2 separate regions of the Mus musculus genome follow, and region 2 is linked to region 1. The links are chromatin contacts, found by Hi-C in ENCODE. All regions are on one chromosome and are shown on one strand. Each heading gives the region's core, a stretch centred on a gene start or an enhancer-like site at or near the end of the contact. The rest is flanking DNA. Distances are from core to core; before and after follow the strand shown.

What was found. Hi-C counts contacts between places; a loop is a spot of excess contacts on that map.
Region 2: a loop to region 1 is called in a map of v-Abl transformed pro-B cells, with 2.7 times the contacts of the local background. The contact joins the promoter of Mepe here to the enhancer-like site in region 1. A Hi-C loop is called at or near these places in 1 of 37 maps with a recorded cell type or tissue (v-Abl transformed pro-B cells).

What each region holds. Positions count from the first base shown.
Region 1 is chr5:104,107,505-104,112,633 of GRCm38, reverse strand. The region is part of intron 1 of Sparcl1 (SPARC-like 1); the gene reads left to right. LOC330143 (a long non-coding RNA gene) reads right to left here. Exons shown (of 3, transcript XR_003955771.1): 1 at 3,286-5,129; 2 at 2,529-2,624; 3 at 1-729. Among named protein-coding and RNA genes, the nearest start is that of Sparcl1, 4.0 kb to the left of the region's middle. Within about 2 kb of position 2,978, at least 1 of the 3 ENCODE cell types and tissues checked has a DNase peak (open chromatin) inside an H3K27ac peak, as active enhancers do.
Region 2 is chr5:104,322,256-104,327,699 of GRCm38, reverse strand. Mepe (matrix extracellular phosphoglycoprotein with ASARM motif (bone)) reads right to left here and starts at 2,371. Exons shown (of 3, transcript NM_053172.2): 1 at 2,296-2,371; 2 at 568-635. The coding sequence starts at 2,305.

The DNA of each region.
Region 1 (5,129 bases), core at 1,729-4,228:
CTGCAGTATAGTCTCATCTGCAGTGCTTTTTGTCTGCAAAGAGGTTAAATGTGCCACCTTGACATTGCAGACTCCTCTGGGGCAGACTCCAGCCACACAGAATAGAAATGTACCCGCAGTGGGGAGAAAAAAATTTTACCCTCTCCTTTCTCTTAGATCCCAGGGTTTTGTTTTCAGTTTACAGCTCGCTCCACTAAATCTTTGTTTCTGACTGGTTTCCTTTGTTTTTCTTAAAGACACCCCCCACCCCATTCTTAGGAAAGATTTAAAGTTTGGATCGTCTAAGTGAAGTCCAATCAGGTAGAGCAGTCTGTTTCCTCTGCTTGTCAATCACCGGACACGACTTCCCACATCTGGGGAAAGAATGTGTGCGTTGTTTGAAGATCGTGCCCCCACCCCCACTTTTTTCCAAAGAGCCATTGAGCAGTTAGAACTCTGGGGTGGTTTCCTTGCCCTTCAGTGTCTTGCCAGCAGGCTGTTATGGCACAGGCCCACAGTAAAACAATAAATAGTGGCGACAGATGAGGTGCGCGGTGGAGCATCTGGGGAACTCGAGAATGTCCCTTACATTCTCTCTTGACTCCTGTTCTTTCTCAGCTGACTTGCAGCCAGACATGGACGTGGTTGCTTTGGTTAAGTTGAGCTCAATGTCCAAAACATGTTGGATAACACAAACAACTTGTCAAAAGGCTTGAGGTGTGTTGGACTTTCTTATCACCACGGAACAATCTTTAGTGGGTGAAAAAAAAAAGAAAAAAAAAGCCATAAATCCAGGAGAAGCTCTTACGGGTCTCCCAGGATGCCTTCTGCAGAGGCTCCCGGGGTGATAGGACCACCACCTAGCCACAGCCTGTCTCTTTGTCATGAACATCAAAGGATTTACAGAACTCTGCACAAAAGTGACTGCCTCAAAGACAGCCAATGCAATTAACATGAGAAAGATGAAAAGGGCCCTGGTTCATACATGATGACCATACAGCTCTGACTTCTGTTAGACTACATAGGCATGGTTTATCTGCATGCGAAGTGTCACAAGAAATAGCCCAGGGACTCTGCGCAAATGACTTTGTCATAAGAACCCTTTGTTGTAACCATGAATCAGAATCATAAAATCAATAGATACTGCAGAGATTGAATGGGAGAATGAGCTGGAAAATGGATGTATGCCTCGTATATATTGATGATAGCAAATATGAAAGTATTGGTCTGGCTATATTTCACTACTTAAACTCTGAAAAGGGTGTGGACGCTAGGCTCCCCCTTGTACTTGTATGCTCTGCTCTAACAATCTTCAGAAAGCAGACTGAAGTCTCCAAGACAGCATAGAGAGTGGACAGATAAGGCTGCCAAGTCTGATAGATACACCTGAGTACCAACCCCAACACACACACACACACACACACACACACACACACACACACACACACACGCGCGCGCTGCTGCAAGCTCTGTGAGCTTAGCCATCATGTCACACCTCCAGGCTTCAGCTAACCATCTCTTAGGCAAAGGATACCCACCGGTGATTTTGTTATAAGAATCAGATGAGGTATTTATTAAACACAAGTAAGTACGGCCCCGACCAGAACACTAGACTCACCAAAAAATTTACCAACCACCACTGGAAATCCCATACCCTAAACTATCTATTATGAACTTGGAATAAGGCTTCTAGTAGCAAAGTTATGAAGGAAGAAGGAAAGATTATCTAAGTTATCTTTCCTTTATTCAAAGAAATGTAAAGGAAACCATCTCAGGGCCTCAGCACAAGGTATCTGTTAAGTCTCACTGCTCTGTCATTTAGCAGCTTCTGCAATGGCCAAGTCTAAGTCAAGGGAGTATTCTCGGTGCCAGCCCTTCCGGAGACTCGGAGGAGCCATGCCAGTCTGCAGTGGGTCCTGCTTGAGGGGCCCCCTTGGACCAGGGGAAAAAGCCCCAACACTTTCCTTTCAGATCTTTCTTGAAGGCAAGAATAGAGGTTTTGACTTACTCTGGGGGGGTGTTCTCTCTGTTGACAGGCAAACAAAAAGACTTTTTTGGTGGTGGTTGTTGTGGTTTTTTTGTAAACCTCTCCCCTGTGTTCTTAGCATTGAGATGTCAGCTGCTTTTCCTGGATGTGTGAAGTAGGAGCTGCCTGTTGTCATGGTGATGAAAGGGTATAGAGGGAGTCCCAAGTCATGGCTGGCTCTGTAAAACAGCCCTCGCTGGCCTTACAATGCTTCCGTGGAGATGAGGTCTCCAGCCCTGGCTCGTTTCTTTCCTATTATGCAACCAACTTATGTGCAGCGGTAGCTAAATGTTTCCTTTAAGGATTCAGTGAATAGGAGGTATTGAAGCAAAGAACTGAAGCAGAAGCCATCTCTCATGGGTGCAAGGGCAAACAACCCTTAAGGGGAAGGAGAAATGGCGGTCACCTCCCTTGCTTGTTGACACACACAGCCGTGATTACTCAGCATCCAACCTGAGTTTCAAAAGCCTCAGTTTCCCCTGTGGTTGGAGAGGATGATAAAACGATCCTGCTAAACACCCACCCTGCACTTCATGCTCCTCATGAGGGAGGTCAGCGCTGGCAGGGATGAGAATAAAAGGCCTCAGAAGAAACATGGCTTAGCTGTGGACCAGTGAATCTGTAGAGAAAAGAAGAAAGGGAATAGTTATCAGTTTAGGAACTGATTGGTTTTATTTATTATTTATTTTACATTTAAAGAGGAGGAAAGAGGTCTTTTCTTGTCCTAATACTTAGATGGAGGTGTAAGACATTCGTCTTCTCTGAAATGTTAACTTTCACAGCATCTGTTTCTCTGGTGACTTTTAGGTCAGACAGTTGCTTAGATGCTATTTTTATCTGGTGCCTCAAGGCGCTGATGCAGGCAGTGCCCCTTATCCAGTGAAAGGCCAGGGAGGCAGCAAGGGACAGCACTGGAGCAGAGCTGGGCTCCTCCTCTGTGTGGAGGGAAACGGCCATTAATCAAACCATCCCAGGAATGGAAACTGCAGATGCAAGCATAAGGTGACCTTGAGGACAAAGCCACCTTCATTTTTCTAGTGGGTTTTGGCTGAACTAAATGTACAAATGAGCAAAGCAATGTATCTGTTGGAGTTCTAACTCACTTCATGGAGATTTTAAACATCTTTCTACTTTAATCATTCTCTATATTTTATTATCTCACACTTCCTGAGTTCTGTGGAGAGTCTTCTGTGTGTCTCTTCTACCGGAGCCTGTGTGGACTGGATCCACCCTGTAGCTGACTAAGGTTGAGCTCCTCGATTCTGCAGATTACCATTTACCTTTGAAATCCTGCTGACTCTGCGAGTAGCCCCAGGCACAAGTTCTGGTCCGCATTTCTATTACTTAACCAGCTTGCTTCTTCCGGTGCTCGCTAAAGCTTATGTAAAACCGCCTAAGTCCGCAGTCTCTAGAACTGTGTCATTACGGCACCCGCAGCGATGACGTCACTCCTTAGCATCGTGATTAAATCTGCATTGTTTCTTTTCTCCACCATTTTGTCAAGGTTGCGGGGAATGAAAGCGGGCAAAGCTTGAGGCCACTTCAGATCGGTTTTCTGAACAGTACTTTGTGGCTCAAAATGAAGTCATTCAGACCATGCACGTTAGTGAGAGAGGCTGCAGTAGCATCTGCTGTGAATCAGTCTGCTTATACAGCGTGGGTAAAAGAAAAACTCGCCCTGTATCTGAACACACATTGTATATAACCTATGCTGCGTTGGTAAAGCATGCTTGTTCTAAGAGAGTTTGATGGAGCTTAACCTCTATTCAAGGTTAAAAGTGGCTTCTCCCTGTCCTCCCTCCCCTTCTCCCCTCCTCCCCCATCTGAAGGCTAAACAGAGGTTAATTGTGTGTGGCAGGGTAGCTGGGGGGTGGGGGGAATAAATGTGAACATCTTGTGCACAGTCCTTAGAGCAGGAAGGACCACAGCCCACGTGACCATTTGATGCACTACCAATCAAACCGTCCAAGAAAGATCAGGGAAGGAGACGCAGATCTTCAGTTTCCCACACAGCGGAGCCTCAGCACTGAATACACGAGGACTCTGGCTGATTTAGGTTGCAAGTGCCGCTCAACAAACCTGTGGATGTCTGCTTAGATTCAAAGCTCTGAGAGCCATGAGCTTGTCTACCCCAGATGAAATCCACAAGCTAGGAGATTCACTTGGGAAAGATATAGGTTTCTGTGGTCTGGGAAAGTCTGAGAATGTCACTCACTCCCAGAACAGGCCCACCTTGATGTCAGACGGTGACTCAGCGGAAAACTCAAAACAGCCGAGCTTTGTGTGATCCTTCAGATGAGTTTTAATGCCAAGCTGTAGACCCCTCCCTGGAGACTCATTAATACTTTAAAAGCCCCAAAGTGCCAGTGTTAACTCTAGATCAGGTAGCAGCACGCTTTTGGTAGCTGAAATATGACTAAAGGTTTTGCTCTGGGATGGCAAAGCCTGCGCCTCTCATGTATGGCTAGGGGAACACTCTGGGTCTGACTATGAAGGGCCTAAATGGTCATTTGTTTACTACCTAGCCAGAAAGGAAATTTTCCATAGCTACAGTTAACTACTAAAAATAGCGGCCTTCAGGCTTCCTCTGATACAAACAACCTCAACAGAGGATACCTGGCCTTATTTGGAAGTGTGGATTTATATATTCCAGGAACTAAAAAGTAAGGAGACAGGGGTACAGCAGAGAGGATAGATAGTTCAGGCAAGTGTCTCCCTGCTTTCGTGTCCCTGGTAAGTCTTTCTCAGGTCCCCAACTTGAAACAAAGATGAACAGATCACATGGCTGTCTGCCTTGGAGACCAGATCCTGAAGCCAGTCTCCACAGTCAAGAAGGAAAGGGGCTCTGCTGTCTGGTGACTCAAGGCAAAATGAGGCTAGTTCGGGCAGGAGGCAAAACTGTCAGCACCCAGGTTTCCACGTAGCACACGATGTGACCTGAAGAAAAGGTGAATCGTTCAGAGGTGGGACAGACTGCAGTGGCACCCTGGCTTTTAAAGCATGGAAGAGAAAAGAGAGCAGTAAAAGTCACCAGAAAGGAAGCTGGAAAAAGCCTGAGTGCTGGGGTAGCCTAGAAATAAAATTTAACTTACTTTAAGTCTATATATGTCCTAAATTAACATGA
Region 2 (5,444 bases), core at 1,122-3,621, 220 kb before region 1:
ATGCCAGTAAGACATTATCTAATTTGCCCCGTGTCTGAATTGCAGAAAACATCTGCAATGCTCCGCTTTGTCACAGGATAAATTTGGTCACATCCTGAGAACTCATCCGGGTGAGTCAGAAGAAGAAAAGACAGAAAAGGCAGCGGGAGTTTGAGTTAGGTTATGTTCGTGAGTATCAGCTCCATTTTGGCCTCGCCAAAGAACAGAACATCTCTGAGGGGATCCTACTGTGTGTGTCAAGATGCTGCCAGAGCACAGAGACTTTCGAGTCCCTTCTCAGTGCCATCTATGTATTTAGCAAGCCTTACACATTCGTGTCAAATCCCTCAAGGAAAAATATTATAAGGTTCTTTCGATTCACTGCAGTTTCTGTCTTTGAGCACTCTGCACTGATCGCAGCTGCCCTGGAGTGCTGCGAGAGGCTACTGGTTTTCTCAAAGACTCTGAAAGGGAGAGCATAGCACTATCCTATGATTTGCATAAGCAGCGGGCTTCTGAGTTTAGTGCTTCTTCACCTCTTAACAAGCCTGCTTGGAAACTAGAGAGACAGATTTTGCAAATGCTTACTGGTGCCGCCCAGGTCATACTGAAGAGGAGCAGTCCAACAGACACAGCCTGCATCTTCATGAGGCCCTCTGAAAGATAACAAGAACCTGTCTGAGCAATGCCAGTTATGCATTCCAGACGTGAGCACGTGCATATGCAAACATCCTTCCCACTTATATTCCTTTTGATATTTAGAATTACATACCTTATATATACACATTCTATAAAATTAGCATTTACATGAATATATGTACTTTGCACAGTTCATAGTCAGGGTTAATCTATTAATCTCTATTTCATGTCTGATTACTCACATGCAAAAATAAAAATCATTGACTATAATTAATCTCATAATTCATAGAAATTAGACACATAATTATTTACTCTATTGGTAACCTGCCATTTTCCCTTAGAAAAAAAATATTGTTAAGTGATTGCATAATTGAAACTTACAGTAAGGTAGCTTATCAGGTCACACCTGAATTGTTAAGTGTGCCAAGATGACAGATATAAAGGTAAGGAATGGAATCTTAGCAATTCCAGGCTAGTAACCCAATATACATCTTCATATTCATTAGCAAAATATCTGAACCAATCACTATGGAGGGGCCGGAGAATGGAACTCGTGAAGCAAGCTTTACTGTAAGTAAAAGCATTTACTAAGTATTAAAACGAGCTAAGCACCATGCTAAGTTTACATGTATTTATTTAATTGAGACCTACAACCGTCTTATGAGCCAGGTGGCTTTACCAGTTTCATAGACCAGGAAACAGACTCAGGTCACATAACATGTCCCACGACTCATGAATATTAATAAGCAGAACTGGGTTTGGTATTCTGGCAGAGTCACTACAGAACCAGTACTCCTAACTCAGACTTTACATCACCTCAAGTAAGTTTCTGCTCTTCCATCTTACTAAATAAAAGCTACGTGCAGTCAACTTAAAGAAGACCCTGTTTTATATAACATTCAATAGACGAATCTTCAGAACACTAGCATTTAGTTATCAATTAAAGCAGGTGTGTGGAGTGTGGCTAGTGTCACACTATGAGCTCGGAAGCTCAGCCATCACACTGGAAAATTATCAGCCCAGCTCTGGACAGCATCTGTTGGTCTTGATGCCAGTACTTATTTTACTGGCACATAAACATGTAACAACCAACATGAAAATGATAATGTGGTTTGTTGGAAGAAAATCCATTTAATGAGAACAGCAAGTTTTTACAACATTTAAATATTTCATAGTAAAACTTTTACTCAGCAAATAATGTAATTAAGATATATTGTAAAGTAAGTTATAATCTTCTAACCTAATATTATCTTAAGGATCTGAATCTAAATTCAAGTGATAACTTAAGTTTCTAAGTATTGTAGAAAGGACAGTCTTTTATCATTTATCAAATAGCTTAGTGCTGGTGGACACATCAGCAGAGAAGATATCTGTAAAGAAAAATATAACTGGTTTCTCCTGCATCTGGTTTGTAAGATGATGCAGTCCCAGTTAATGTGGATCTTGGTGATACTGATAGTCAGCTCACAGGCCAACTTCAAGCCATGAAGTTTAAATAGAGTTCTAGAATATGGTAGCTCCCCACCTACTGTACAGAACAGAGCACCGAATTTAGACAATAATGCAATTTTCATTTATTTTTAAAATCCTTAGCAGTACGGTAAGGTTACTGAAAGCTTAAGCAAGCACTTCTGACAGAAGGCAATTCTCCATGAGGGGCAGCGAGAGACAAATTACCTGGCGTCATTCACCTTCAGGAAAGCTTGGCTTCTTCGGGCTTAGTCTCTGGGCATTTGCTGAAATTTAAAGTTTGTGAGAGCCCCCGATGTCCAATCAGCATGGTTCACTCAGTACCAGCACGGAGTCTGTCACAAATGCCCACAGATGACCACAGGGGGTATGGTAATTTTAATCTAAAAATGTTTTGTGGTGGAAAGCTGCTATCAAATGTTCCAGAAAGTAGAATAAACAGAAAAAAAATATAAATATCTCAGTTTGGACATTATGTTGCAAAATAATTAGAACTGATTTTTAGAACTATTAACTAGGACTGGGTGAATGGGTTGCATACGTGTAAGTAGGAAATATTTGTAAACCAACAAATTTATAAGTGAAAAGTAGTTTTGTTGTTTTATTTAGAGAATGTACAACCTTAATTGTATCTGAATCTTATTCAGACACCAATGATGCTTTGAGCACCTACCATAGGGCGGACATTAGAGAAGCTTCAGTGAGTTAAAGAGAAAATATACATACAAACACACACAAATTCAACTGTCTCACGGGGCTCACCATCCAATGAAGGAAACAGACAAGGGACTACATCATATTAGACAGTTACAGATGAACTTCAACAGAAGCACTCATGGCGAGATCTCAAGCATTGGGAGTAAGGACACTGGGCTGAAGTTTTGCAGAGAATCCTGGGATGGCATCACTGAGAAGGTAGGTATCTTTTTAGTAAAGTCTTCAATGTGGCTTACATATATGTATTGCTCCAAATTCCACATCTTGCAAATAAAATTCCCATGTGATACTATTAAGGGCTTGTACAATCTAAGTCATCAGATGAGACTCTTCATGAGTGAGAGTAACAGCTTTAGAAAGGCTAAAGGAAAAGACTTTGAGCCTTTTGCATTCCACCTGTCTGACACGTGAGCGCACAACTTTCACCCCACCCCACCGCCAACTACCACCACACACTAAAGATAAAATAAGAAGATGCCATCTTGGAAGGTGGATCATTGTCTTGTACCAAACAGCGAACCTTCCAATCCTTTGTGTTAAACTTCCCAGCCTCCAAAGCCACAAGAACTCAAGACAGTAAGATGTCAACATTTATTCTCTCTAGATGACCACTTCTGGGGGATTTTGTTAAGTAGCATAGACTAAGAACGTAGCCGCATGGCTTTACATAGGACATTTCACCGAGTTCTAGGAAGAGCCAGCTTCAGTAACAGAGGCCTGCTGGCTTATTCCGGCAAGTAGTCAGACAGGAGTTAGATGGCCCAGGTCCTGCAGGTCCTCCACTTTGCCTGAGTGGTGAAGTCGCTGCAGGGTTGGGTACTGAGCTGAGGGATGGAGCACGTGCCAGCTCTACATAAGGCCTCGGATTCAGTCTCAGCACTGAATTTAAATTAATCAATTTAATTCAATTCCAGGTCGAGAAAGCTACTAGAGGTTTGAGCAGAGCTGATGTTGAAGGAAGGCAACCCTGACAGAGGAGCAAAGGCAGCCTGGAGCGGCAGAGCCCCCCTACCCCCTGAAAAGCATCCTATTCAGTGGGTTTTCACAGGAAAGCAGTAGGAATGGACTGCACCAGGGCCAGCTCGTGGGGAGACTCCCTCCGGCATCAGGATGGACTCAGGATTGTGCCATGTAATGGAAAACCTACAGTTGCTCTTTTATTGAAATAAGATAATATTCAAACGGTACTTTTGAGGATGAGTTTGTGAGTTTGAATTTGGATGAAGATTTTTATTGAATGATCAGCGTAGGGTACTGGGTCCTTTTTTCCTGTCCGTGGTGGTAGGAGCTAAAACCGAACTGCAATTTGTGTTTGTTATGGAGTGTTTATTTGGTCTAAAAATACAGTCACGCCTACTAGGATGGCTCACGGTAGGCTTGTGTGTAAATCAACCAATAAACATTATGAAATTTTTAAAACATACTTGTGTGTAAATTCAGCCTTATGACTAATTATAAATAAAATGTAATAATTTCTAAGTATGTAACTCTGATTTACCCCAACTCAAATAGGCAACAATAAAATAATAATAAGATTAAAAAGCAGGAAATAATGAATAACATCGAGACACGGTTTTGGTTTGGAGAATGGCAGCCTGTCTACTTGACGCCAACTTCTTCTTGCTTTATACAAATTCTCTGGCTTCTCCTCCCGGATCCTGAGTTGACTTTAAAGACTTATGAACTGCATGAAAACCACAGTTGGCTCAAACCATGTAACTGAACTTTAGAATACTGCCTCACTGTCATTGGCAGTGAAGACATTTAACCGGAAGAGTTGTGTAGTCAAACCTGTGAGATCAAGTCCAAGCTCTATTGGGGGTTTATAGGGATAAGTTGTTTTAACAACTAAATTGAGGTTTTCCGACCTCCTTTTCTCCATCCAAGAGTTATTCTAAGAAGTTTAGAACTTGTAAAACTTGATGTAGATAATATTACTAGCATTGTAGTTTTAGTGATGAAGCACAGAGTAACTTTCTTTAGACGTTTGTTAAAGTCACATAGCCAACAAAGCAAAACCATGAGTAACATAGGCAATTTGGGTAATTGAGGCAGTGTGCTGTACTGACACATAATGTCAGCATGAACATTACCAAGTTCTCCGAGATGCTTAGCCCACTGCCTGATGTCTCACCTGCCGTTCCTGTTCCTAACAACTGTCTGGGCATGCCCAGGTGGAGTGGGCACGCTTCTGTTCCTGGCCCATCCCCTGCTGGCTTCCTTACCATGTCTTCTATGGCTTATCTAATGAAAGCACAAAATCAGAGAGAGAAAGAGAGAGGACAGGGCTGAAGTTTAAGACGCTCGCTCCATCAGCGCTGAGAATTTGGGTGACGAGGGACAAAACTAATAAGGAAATGGAAACATAAAGGCAACAAGCAAGGGAAAATCAAATACAAACAGCAAGGAGAGAGGAAGGGAAGAGAGAGGTAAAAATGCTCATTTGGAACTTTAGATGTTCTATTAAACCAATGATTGGCTCCAAAATTTTACAACTACCAGGTCACTCGGTGTTTTATGCTTCTACGCCATGTGTAGCTTTAGTGATTCACACGGAGGAAGTGCTTTGCTTGTGCCTCATATATAACATAGACACAGAATGGCACTTTGGTTGCTATAACCTTATAAAGAATTTCATA